Linked DNA regions of Homo sapiens: region 2 is linked to region 1. A link is a contact called in ENCODE Hi-C data. All regions are on one chromosome and are shown on one strand. The core of a region is the stretch at or near the end of the contact, and the rest is flanking DNA. Distances in the headings are between cores, read along the strand shown.

Region 1 (6,410 bases), core at 1,463-3,962:
GCCCACAAAAAAAAATTGCTCCTAACTCCACCGCCTATCCCAAACCTATAAGAACCAGTGATAATCCCACCACCCTTCACTGACTCCTTTCTCGGACTCAGCCCACTTGCACCCAAGTGAATAAACAGCCTTGTTGCTGACACTAAGCCTGCTCAGGTGGTCTCTTATATAGACACGCTTAACATAGATATCATGTGGAAAGCATGTAAATTATAAGAATGTACCGCTTTTGTCTCATTTTATTTCTCCATTTACTGGATGCATTTATGGAAGGCACGTAACAGGTCTTTGTGGGAAGACACGGAAAGAAATCACAAAAGCAATTAAGAGAGCTCAAATAATGGGGTTTATGCAAGTTACATACAAGGATACTGCATACCTCAAAGACCCCAAAGTTTGTAACATCAATTATCAGGAATAAAATTATATAAGGTTACCACCAATAAACTTATTTTACAGTTAAAACAAAAGTTTTTCTCTTTTTTATCTCTGAATTGTTTATTTAAAGACAATTTCAATAGAAATATTTGATTTGGGGGAACTTCTAACCACTAAACAAATAGCAATTATCCTAGTATTGGATCATCTTTGTCTCCTATCACTATCATTTTCTTTCCTATTGCTTTCATTTTTATCTCTTTTCTTAGACATGGTTTAAACATTAATCACGTTTTAACTTACTTAACACTTGTAACAAGCCTGAGTTAAGTGCTATCATTATTCTCATTGTTTTGGTCGGGACGAAATGAAATATATTCAAGCTAGGTAATTTAAGGAGCTATTTAATAAAAGGAGCATCTAAAAGGTATGGACAGAATGTAGGATAACCCCAGGGGACAGCAAAGTGCTCTGGGTTTCACAACATTTAGGTACTGTTATCATCTTTAGGCCTGAAAGATATAGAAAGGATGTAAATACTATTTCCCTAACATAGAGTGAACTATTTTGGTAAGGGCTCTTGTTGGGGATATGACCTTCATTGAAGGGACAGAGCCCTGGGACCTCATAAGAAGGGAGCTGGGGGGGATAAACTCTCCAGCTCTACGCTCTTCTTTCTCTTTAATTTCCTTTGAGTGCTTCCCATTGCCCAGACCCAATTTGAAGCTAAAAGTCAAGATAGCTTCTTGATGCATTCCATATAGGTCAGTCTCTGCCTCCTAGGACACAAAGCAGAGTAGAGAAGGGTGGATATTGGTCTAGAGAGGCAAAATAAAAGTAGCATAATCACTTTACACTACAGTACTACTACACCATTCTGTCTCCAGCGGTGGGAGGTTAGAAAGGTAGGTAGATAGTCAACTATTTTATGGAGCAAATAGTAAAAATGTATACAGGCCTTCTGCAAACTAACCAAAAAAATAAAAAGAAAAAGAACGGGGCAAAAAATAAAAGCTTTTGATAGGCATATATCATGTTATTTTTGGAAACCACTATTAAGAACTGTAAGCTTCCTTGATTGTTACAGTGCTTAAAAGCATCCAGGAGATGGCAGCATTGGTAAGGTATTTAAAAATCAAATGTTAAAAATATTTTTCACAATTATTATTGATAGATAATGAGCTTCCCAAATGGAATAACGTTTTAAAGTATAGTTGGTCCTAAATAACTAAAAATGCAGAAATACTAAATTATTGTCAAATAATAGCGTGGCTTTATGCAGGTGGTTATTCAAGAGTACACTCACATGACACATGACAGTTCAGTAGATATTCGGACTGAAAATACAACAGATTACAACGGGGCTGAAAAATTTCTATCGCCTAATGAGGCCTAGGATAATGAGTGTGTTTGTGTCTTAGTTTGTTATTTGTTTCTTTTTTCTTTTATTTTCTTTTGAGACCTGGGTCTCGCTCTGTCACCCAGGCTGCAGTGCAGCGGTGCTATCTTGGCTCACTGCAGCCTCCGTCTCTGGGGCTCAAGTGATCCTCCTGCCTCAGCCTCTGGGGTAAGATTCCAGGCATGCACCATCACCCTTGGCTAATTTCTATATTTTTTTGTAGGGATGGGGTTTCACCATGTTGCCTAGGCTGATCTCAAACTCCTAAGCTCAGGAGATCCTCCCACCTCGGCCTCCCAAAGTGCTGGGACTACAGGCGTGGGACTGTGTGGCCCGACCTGACAAAAACAAGTTTAATAACTAGAGGCAACTATTCACAAATCATATACAAAATATCATATGTGAGATGTGGTGGCTTATTAAAATCTAGATATCACAGACATCATATCAGTTATGAGGCAAAAAAAATTAATCTGCCTTTAAATGTTATTTCTAAACTGTTTTAATCATTTCCAACATTGAAACATAAATTGTTAAAGATACACCTAGATGTCAATATTCTGGCCCAGGTACTTAACTGGGTACAGGAGACAAAATACTAAAAAACAATCTGACCTTCTAAACCCTCAGCCTGAGATGGAAACAGACAACTCCATTGAATTACAATTCGATCTGACTCTAATAGCAAGGTGCCATCTAAATGGGAGGGCCAACTTGCCTAACTCCACCTTGACAGACGGGGAAGGCTTCACCAGGGAGGGAGCACGGAGCAGAGATTTTGAGAGATGAGCCTGCGTTTGCCAGGATAACCACAGGGAGAAGGCCACTGCCTGCAGAAAGAGGAGCAGGCGTAGGGGAGGGTAGACATGAAACAGCACACCCTATCCCAATGGTTAACCAGAGGCAATATCGCTCCCGGGGGAGATTTCGAAATGTCTGGTAACATTTTTGCTTGTCACCACTGGAGGAGTGCTACTGGCAGCTAGTGGGTAAAGGTCAGGGATGCAGCTAAACGTCCCACAGTGCACAGACAGCCAACCACGACAAATGAATTATCTGACCTCAAATACTGCCACTGTTGAAAAACTGCTGTAACCGCAAATGGCATCTCTTTGAATGGCAAGGTTACAGAAAGGAATAGCAAAAATGCAGCGATGATCCAGGAACGTTTTCTAAAAGGGGGCGGGGATAAAATTAGGGAAGGTTTATTGACACCCCCCAAAAAAAAGAGAAAAAAAGAGAGAAAAGTTTAGATTTTATTGTAAATGTGAGAGAGAGCCAGACACAATCAGCTTTGCTTACTAGAAAGATTGCTGTGGCTGTGGGAAGAGAATGGACTGAGATGGCGACGCTGACAAACAAAGAAAATTGGTATTTTAACAATTTCACTTCTCTTTTCTTTATCAAGGGGAATATCTTACAAATGAAAAAATAGAAGACTGGTAAGAGGAAATTGAAACTCTAGATTGATGTCTAGATTGTAAGAGGGCAAGTAGCTGCTCCAGTGATTTCAAGATTTGTGATGAAGATAAATTAAACTGCCATGTCTGCGCCTCACTTCCTGAATCCCTCCCTCCCGCTGGCCTGCACCGCTGCCCCTCCCTCCTGTCTGGCGTGGTTCCTTAAAGCCCTGCATTTGACTCCCTACCTTGGCTCCCATTCTTTATTTATCCCACCTGACTGGCAACCCAGATTTGACTTGTTCTTCCAGTTCTGACTTGGAAACTACCCATCAGCCCTTTGCGCAGATGCCGAGGGTTAGAAATGCCCCACTCCTTAGCCCCAGGCACAGTGAGACTAACCCCATAAGGGTGGCGGTGAAGGGGAGGGGAGAGTTTGACAAATCTCCTCCCAAGTGATAAGAGAATTTATGGATGAGATTAGCAAAACGCTGTTAGTCCAGACATCAGAGTAAGAGCCAAATCCTGTTTCCTACAGTGTCCCCACCCCACCTCTCACCTCTACTCCTACCATCCTGCCCCTCAGTCACCCAGCCCAGCCATGCTGGCCTCCTTCTGCCTCAAAGAGTTTGCATTGGCTGATTCTGTCTAGATGAAAAACAGAATTCACTAGAGAGCTTTCATAAAATGCCCGGATCTGACCCTTACATCCTTTTATTTTTCCTTCTGGGTTTGGCTTTCTCTTTCTTCTTTCCTTCCCTTGCACTCATATCAGCACCTCTACCCCACCCCCAACTCTTACCACACCCGTGTCAAGAACTGGATTTGTGTCTGCCATATTTTCTCCATGTTCACATAGACTATTTAAGTAAATAAGAAAACCCTGAACGAAAGAGAAACATGAGGATGATAGCCCAGCTTTACTCTTCTACCCCTCCCCATCTCCTTACGATCCCTACTAGCTGGACCCAATTGGAAGCCAGAGAGCAAGGAAGCTCATTGGTGCAGGTCATGTAGGTCAGCCTCTGCCTCCTGGGACACAAAACAGATAAGAGGACCTTGAAGCTAGAGAGGAAAAATAAAGAATAACCTTTTTCCGACCACACAACTTAAGAAACAAAGCACTGGGCATGGTGGCTCATGGCTGTAAACCCAGCATGTTGGGAGGACGAGGCAGGCGGATCACCTGAGGTTGGGAGTTCGAGACCAGCCTGGCCAACATGGTGAAACCCTGTCTCTACTAAAAATACAAAATTAGCTGGGTGTGGTGGCACATGCCTGTCATATCAGCTACTCAGGAGGCTGAGGCAGGAGAATCGCTTGAACCCGGGAGGCAGAGATTTCAGTGAGCCGAGATAGTGCCACTGCACTCCAGCCTGGGCAACAGAGTGAGACTCCATCTCAAAAAAAAAAAAAAAAAGTTATTTAAATCTTCTGACTAGGCCAGGTACGGTGGCTCACACTTGTAATCCTAGCACTTTGTAAGGCTGAGATGAGAGGACTGCTTGAGCCCAGGAAACCAAGACCAGCCTGGGCAACATAGCAAGACCCTATCTCTGTTTTTTTTTAATTAATATATTTTATAAATAAAAAAATAAAAAATAAAAATTAGCTGAGTGTGGTGCACACCTGTGGTCCTAGCAACTCAGGAGGCTGAGGTGGGAGGATCACCTGAACCTGAGAGGTCAAGGCTGCAGTAAGCCATGATCATGTCAATGCACTCCAGCCTGGGTAACAGAGTAGGACCCAGTCTCAAAAAAAAAAAAAAAAAAAAAACTTCTGGCCTGGTGTGGTGGCTCACACCTGTAATCTCAGCACTTTGGGAGGCTGAGGCAGGAGGGTCACAGGGTCAGGAGTTCAAGACCAGCCTGGCTAAGATGGTGAAACCCCATCTCTACTAAAAATACAAAAAAATTAGCCAGGCATGGTGGCAGGTGCCTATAATCCCAGCTACTCAGGAGGCTGAGGCAGAGAATTGCTTGAACCCAGGAGGCAGAGGTTACAGTGAGCTGAGATGGTGCCATTGCACTCCAGCCTAGGAAGCAGAGCAAGATTCCATCTCAAAAAAAAAAAAAAAAAAATTCTGTGAAAATACAAATATTGCAAACATTTTCTCTCAGTCTACAGATTACATTTTCATTTTGTATGTGGTATCTTTTCATGAAAATAAGTTTTTATTTTGTTTTATTTTTTAAGACAGGGTCTCACTGTCACACTGGCTGGAGTGCAATTGTATGATCATAGCTCACTGCAGCCTCTGTCTCCTGGTCTCAACCAATTCTCTTGCCTCTGCCTCCCAAGTAGCTGGGACTACAGGTATGCGCCACCACACCCAGCAAATTTTTCTGTTTTGTTTTTGTAGAGATGGGGTCTTGCTTAGTTGCCCAGGCTGGTATCAAACTTCAAGCAATCCTTCCACCTTGGCCTCCCAAAGTGCTAGGATTATAGGAGTGAGCCACTGCTCCAGTCAGAAGTTTTTAATTTTAATATAGTCAAATATATCAATTGTTTCATTGACTTTAGAGTTTTATTAGAAATGGCTGTTGAAATTTATCAACTATCTTTTCAAAATCTACTTAGATTATTTAAAACTTGATAATATAGGCCAGGCACAGTAGCTCACGCCTGTAATCCCAGCACTTTAGGAGGCCGAGGCGGGCAGATCACGAGGTCAGGAGATTGAGACTATCCTGGCTAACACGGTGAAACCCCATCTCTACTAAAAATACAAAAAATTAGCTGGGCATGACGGCAGGTGCCTGTAGTCCCAGCTGCTCCAGAGGCTGAGGCAGGAGAATGGTGTGAACTCAGGAGGCAGAGCTTGCAGTGAGCCAAGATCACACCACTGCACTCCAGCCTGGGCGAGAGTGTGACACTCCGTCTCAAAAAAAAAAACAAAACAAACAAAAAAAAACTTGCTAATATAACTAATTATACTGAGAGTTTTCCTGATATTGAACTATCCTTGAATTCCTACAATAAGTCCTAAATTGGGTAATCTTTTTTTTTTTTTTTTTTTTTTTTTAAGACAGGGTCTTGCTCTGTCGCCAGGCTGGAGTGCAGTGGCGTGATTTTGGCTCACTGCAACCTCTGCCTCCCGGGTTCAAGCAAATCCCCTGCCTCAGCCTCCCAAGTAGCTGGGATTACAGGCGCATGCCACCACGCCCGGCTAATTTTGTGTATTTTAGTAGAGATGGGGTTTCACCATGTTGGCCAGGATGGTCTCGATCTCC
Region 2 (6,410 bases), core at 594-3,093, 600 kb after region 1:
ATATGAAAGCCAAAATATCTGTTTTCTTACTGAAAAAGGGCACGCTACAGCAGTCACATTGTTAGGTCTGATAGCAAGTGGCTTGTTAAGAGCAAATTCCAGAATGGGACCGACTCGTTTGCAGGCAGTACTGAACTGGGGCCTGCCCAGGTAAGATTCTTGTCATGGGGAAACAGAGAACTGATGCCCTTTGCCATCAGGCTAACTCCCAGGAGGATGAAGAGCAGAGCCAAACTCAGCACACCCAGTTGTTTTTTCCCATGTTACCAGTCAAGTACATTTGTCCCCCTCAGGGACAGCAGAGTGAGTCAAGGGTTGGACAGTGGTCAGGAATGTGCCTAGGAAAGTCCCTCCCCTCCTGGAAAAGGACATTCCTTTCTAATGGGTAGCCAACAGAATGTTGTTTATTCACGTCTAGTGCATGCTAAACTGAAATGACAGATTTGAATAGAAGTCCACAAAATATCATCAGACTATCATTTAGAGCCATATATAAATTATATAAATTCTAAAACATTCCTTTCTTGGCAAAGAAATGATGTTTTCGTAATAAACAGTACTCATTGAGGGACATGTTAAAGGATCACATTCCATCCAGTCAATGTTAAGGATGTTGGAACTGGAACTTAAAGAACATCCCATTTGGTATTTTTACTATGTTATTTATGATGAGACGTCAGCTAGTTGTTTGTGAACTAGAACACATTTTTAAGACTGATTAAATGATTTTAACCAATAACTCTTCACATCAGGTATTAAAATAGGTCTACGGTATCTATTTAAGCCAAGCCGAGCCAAACCAAACCAATAATACAATGTTCTGTCAACTGTCATGATGAACTCTGAAACTTTGTTAATATGTTACTAGATCTCAAATATGTACTCTGTCATCTCTTAACATTAGGTTGTTTTTTGTTACACAGATCTTTATTAAAATATTCACTTAAAACTTAAGTCAATCTGTATGCTAGAGTTTAAAGCCAAATAGACTTGGTTTATTTTGCATTGTTTGTACTATGGAAGCAATATTTTACTTAATTTTTACAGTGGATCAGGAAAATAACTTTATGCCACTAGCATCCATAATGTCAAGTGTACTAACAGTGAAGGATTCTACAATTTTTCATAACTGTTTTCAACACTCTTTACTAACATGATTTGTTAAAATGTCTGAATGAAACTAGATTCTGAATGCCTAAGTTTTCGGCCATTTAAAGGCTGTGGCCGGGTGAATGCTCTGTTGGAGCACTGATCATAAAGAGATCACCCCCTCAATTGTCCCCCTACCTCAGAACCCTCTGTGGGTCTCTGCAGGCCAGAGAGGAGCAGCAGGAATGGCAGCAGGCCTCCAAGGAGCCAGATTCTCATCGTTGCAGGAGGTACAGTAGTTGGGAGAAGAATCTTCTTGCATCTGTTGATCAATGGACCCATTTGCTTGTGTCACAAGTACTTCTCCTTTGCCCTTGCAGCTTCATCCTGAGATGAATTCTCAGAGTTCTCCTTTGAGGTTTTCTTTCAGTCTCATCCGTAACCGTTTTTTCCCCTGTCTATGCTGAGCAACTTCTGTTGCCCACCAACAACCAATAGCTTGTCTGAGGGAAGAAATCAACTCCGACTTCTTTGCAAAACTGAAATCTCTGTGAAATAGCCAGATGCGCACACCAAATAAGGGTTTCTAAAGAGAACCCAAGTTACTTTTCAATTAAAAAAATAAAATCTCTGATCTAGTCTGTATTCAGGGGAATGCCGAAGTCCTGTTAAGTGTCAGACTCAGCAGTTCAGCCTTCCCTTTCCCAGCCAAACAGGAAAAAGCATGCTCTGTCCAGCGTTTGGGGCCAAGTAGCATTATCTGGAGCCCCAGGCTTCCATCAAAACTGATAAGATTGGCATGCGCAGGGCGGCTGGGAACGCGCCACCCTGGGTGTCTATAGGCTCATCTGGCCCTGCTGATAGGCCCTGCCCAGGACGGGCGTTCACAGAGCAAAGTGTGTTTTAGAGTTATTGTCAAAAAGAAGGCTCTTTGTACTGCTTTTCCCTGGCACCTTTGAAACTCTCCAATCCAGAGATTGTACCTCTGGGTTCAAAGCTCTTCCCCCATTTTCTCTTCTGAAGACAGGCCCTCTGTCCGCACAGTTCCAGTCTCCAGTGAATCCTAATGACGACTGTCAGGAGACTGCTTATGTAGAGCTGACATAAGTTAAAATAGGGTCCACTGTGCAAACTTAATCCAGCACAGTTCTATTAAGCACTCTCTTTTAGGTAGGTACTACCCTTTCTAGTCTAAACATCCTTCTTCTCCTCCCAACCCTTGATATAATTATATTTTCTTGCAAATATTTTGTATTTATACTTCTGGATTCATTATTTAAGAAACTAAAAGTTAGCAATCCTTGATAATTGTTTTTCTTGCAAATATTTACTTCTGGATTCAATTTTTAACTTTTAAGGTAAACTAAGTGCTGTTCTTAAGTATTCTAGAATTTTTTGGCACCCTGAATTTTTTTAATCTAAATTTTCTGATGATCACAGCAGTTCTGTCTCATTAACAAATATTCAGAATATTTAGAAAGCACAAAGGAGAAAAAAATGACACATAACCCGTCACTTGGAGACAGCCACTAATTAGGTCTGGATTTTGATTTATACACCCTTAGACATACACACACACAGGTTTCTAGAACTGAAATAATATAGTATGCAGTTTTGCATACTGTTTATTCCCCTTAATATTTTAATGTAAGCATGTCCCTATATAATTTAATACCTATTGAAACATTTTTTAAACAAAGGTTCACTATATTCCATTACATAGGTGCTGCCACACAATGGGACAGCATGGGTGGATCCATGGACAGTCTCAGAAGAAGATTGATAAGTGACTAGAACATGGACTCTTGAATAAGACATCTCAGTTCAATTCCTGGTGCTCCTTCTTCCTAAATGTGTGATCTTGGACAAGCTACTTAACCTCTCTGTCTCTCTGTTTCCTCATGTGTTGAATGGAGATAATAATAGTACCAACTTCATTTTAGTGTTGATACATTCATACTCCTTAGAATAGCATCTGGCACCTAGAAATTTTCCAACAAATAAAACCAATTATTATTATTTGCACCAAAGTTTATTTAATAAATATCTTATATTTAGCTTGTTTTCAACTACATAAATTTTTGTGTGTTTCTCACAATTTTTAAGATGCAGTTCTAGAGATGTGACTACTGATCCATGGAATGCATATTTTTCAGATTTAATGGCAACCACTAGCAGTGTGTGAAAATATCCCTTTAAGACTTTAACAATTCTTAAGGTTCCTTATTAGCAACTGTTACTTTGGAATATTGAGATGTCATGAAGAGAACTAGACTTAGAATATGAAAATTTGAATTATAGTTTGAGTTCTACCCACAATGCTGGCTGAGGTAACTTTAAAAAATAAGTAATTTGTGCTTAGCCTCAGTTTCCTTAACCTTATAGAAAGTTGTCAGGCTTAAATAAGGTGAAACTTTTCTTTTATTGAGCAAGTACTGTACTTCAAGACCTTTTTGCATGTTATCTCAACCCATGGGACGACCATGAAGAGATATTTTAACCTTTCCTTTATAAATGTGGTTGTTGAGGCCCTGTGAAGTTTAATAACTTTTTAGTAATCACAGGTGCTTTTCTGTCTCCTGAAGCCCACGATCTTAAAACACTCTAAAAGAGTGTGTCATTTTATTATTATCTTCTATAAAGGTTTTGCTATTTTTCCTATCGTGACTGCCACTTCCAGGATAAGACCACTGGAGGGCAGCAGAAAACTTTGTAACATTTTATACCACTCAGTCTAAAAGAGGGAGAACAGAAAAGGGAATGGGGCAGGGAGCAGGAAGGGGGATAGAAAGAGAGAGAGAGAGGGAGAAAGATAGAGGGAGAGAGGGAGAGAGAGTGAGGGGGAGAGCAAAAGAGAAGGGGAGCGAGAGAGTGGGGAGGGGAGGGGAGAGAGAGAAGGTAGGGAGAGAGAGAGAAGGTGGGGAGAGAGAGAGAAAGAGAGAGACAGAGAGAGAGAACCATCAGTGAAAACAACTGGGGTAGGGAAAAGCTCAAGTTCTGGTGTATATGTGAACATATTTGAATTAAAATGAAAAGTTAAGTTTTCTGATTGTTTGGAGTCAATAAAAAGTCATCTTTTGCCTTAAGGGCTATCTTATTAAGATTCTCATGTAATAATTTAATATTAGTTAATTTAGAGTTTGGGGTGCATTCAGTTATCATTTAATGATACCCAGTTCTTCAAAATGCAGCCTATTTGTGCTGTCTTGATGGGTTGGGATATAAGTTTTGAAGTAGCACAGACCTTGTGTTGGAATTTTACTTCCATCACTTCCTACCTTTGTGAGTTGGAACAAATTACACTAATTCTCAGTTGCATTTTCTTCATATGTAAAAGTAGACATGGTAACACCAGTCTTGCAGGGTTCTGTTGACAATGAAATGAAAGACCAACAACTCATAGGGTGTCCAACACAGTGAAAGTTAACTTTATTTTTTTTTTTAAGCAGCTGTTTAAGAAGAGGTTTCGCTAATTTTCCAGATCTATTTTCTGGAATAAATTCTAGATATTCTAGACTATTCTAAACCTTCTTTCAGAGAATGGGTTGCAGTACTCACTAGAGGGCCTTTCCCAGGGAGGAAACTTATCTTCTGTTACCGTCCTTGAGGTTTGGCAATGACCTTTAGTAGTTCCTGTTTGGATCTTGTTGAACTCCTTCAGATCTGTGTCTAAATTTAATAGGAGTGTTTTATTGCCAGAAGTACTTGTTAGTCACAGGAAAGTTGTTTGATAGTGACCCCATAATTTGGTAGGCAGAATGGGTTTGAGTTATCTACGTTTTAACTTATCAGTTCCTTCTTAACTCTTAACACTCTTACAGAAGTGAGCAAAGCTCCCTCAGTTATTTCACATTTTTATAACTTTTTATTTAGATAACATTTCATGCTTACACAAAAGGTGCAAGAGTAGAAGGAATTTCGATACACTCTCCAAATTAATCAGTTGTTAATATTTTACCCCAATTGCTCTATCATTCTCTCTTTTTTTAAACAACTTGAGAATAAATTGCAAATATCATGCTCTTTTACCCTTAAATACCTCAGCATTTATTTCATAAAACAGGGACATTCTCTTATATAACCACAGTTAATTACAAATATCATTTATATAATATCGTTATCTAATCCATAGTTCATAGTCAAATTTATTAACTGTTCCTATAATGTCCTTTATGTCTCGTCCCAGGATCACAATTTGCACTTAGTTGTCAAGTCTCTGTAGTCTCTTTAAGCTGCAATACTTCCTCAGTGTTTATTGTGCCTTTTGACCTTGGCAGGTTTGAGAAGCATTGGCCAGTTATTTTGTGGAATGTCTGTCAACTGGGGCTTGCACATTATTTCCTGGTAATTAGATTCAGATTATGCAGTTCTGGCAGGGAAATCACAGGGAGAAGTTTTACCATTCTCAGGAGACATTTGCATCTATTGTTTCAATACCTTTTGCAATAATAGTTATTAAAGCAATTGCTTTATTATAGTATCTGGTTGCTTGGTTATATGTTGATCATCAGATTATGTTATTTACCCTTTCTTTTTCTCACCTTTTTCTTTAAAAGCATAGGATCTTAGTGTCAGGAAAGAGCTTTGTTTTCCTTATCGTCATCCCCAACACTCCTCTGTGAATTTCCTCAACATTGTTGACAGAGCAACTTCTGCTGCATGTGCTCTCACAACGGCTAACATTCTGTAAGTGTTTGTTGAATGAATGAGTGAATGAATAAATGCTTCCAAATTTCAGTAGCTTGGGTACCATCCCCAAGAAGGCCATTTATTCTGGGAGAGATAGAGCAGAATTCCTAGTGGTGCATAGGAGGTTCTGAGGCCCAGGCTCACAGAAAAGACATTTGCCCAAGGACTATGCCTGAGTCTATCCAAATCCTGGGGACACAATGGGCAGCAGAAGATCTGACATAACTCAGGGACCGTCTCAACCCTTGGGTAGAGCAGAGTGATTGGGAATACAGGGTAAGGGAGTAGCCATCCTTTCACACATTTGAAAATGATATATTTGCTGAACATGAGCTGTGCATGATGCTCTGGGGATTCAGCCATAACCAACCAGATATGGTCCCAGCTCTCTAGGAACTTAGATCTGTTCAATTTTGAAAGTCAGCTCATGGTAACGGGGCCTAGCAGTCAGGAGGAGATTCTGAAAAAAAGCTCCATTTCCCAAAGGGAATTTAAAAAAAGAGAGTACTAGTCACATTAATTCACTAGAGAATGGGGATTAGAAATGGGTTCTTAATTTCCAAATCATCAATTTTTAGTGGAGAGTAGAAGCTCTAAAATTTTCGAGGCATCGTCAGGACTAAGAGAACTGG

What was found. A loop is a pair of places that touch in the nucleus more often than their neighbours do. Pooled maps may share reads with other maps.
Region 2: a map of B cell shows a loop between it and region 1 (31-fold over the local background). The contact joins the promoter of ART4 here to the enhancer-like site in region 1. A Hi-C loop is called at or near these places in 3 of 168 maps with a recorded cell type or tissue (B cell, PC-9 and naive thymus-derived CD4-positive, alpha-beta T cell), 1 of 37 single-sample maps with no recorded cell type and 10 of 50 pooled maps.

Annotation. Positions count from the first base shown.
Region 1 is chr12:14,236,904-14,243,313 of GRCh38, forward strand. It overlaps the pseudogene MRPS18CP4. Among named protein-coding and RNA genes, the nearest start is that of ATF7IP, 130 kb to the right of the region's middle. RefSeq lists enhancers at 2,322-3,261, 2,416-2,495. Within about 2 kb of position 2,713, at least 19 of the 41 ENCODE cell types and tissues checked have a DNase peak (open chromatin) inside an H3K27ac peak, as active enhancers do; they include B cell and PC-9, where a contact is called at or near this core.
Region 2 is chr12:14,841,683-14,848,092 of GRCh38, forward strand. It overlaps ART4 (ADP-ribosyltransferase 4 (inactive) (Dombrock blood group)), which reads right to left and starts at 1,844. Exons shown (of 3, transcript NM_021071.4): 1 at 1,288-1,844. The coding sequence starts at 1,431.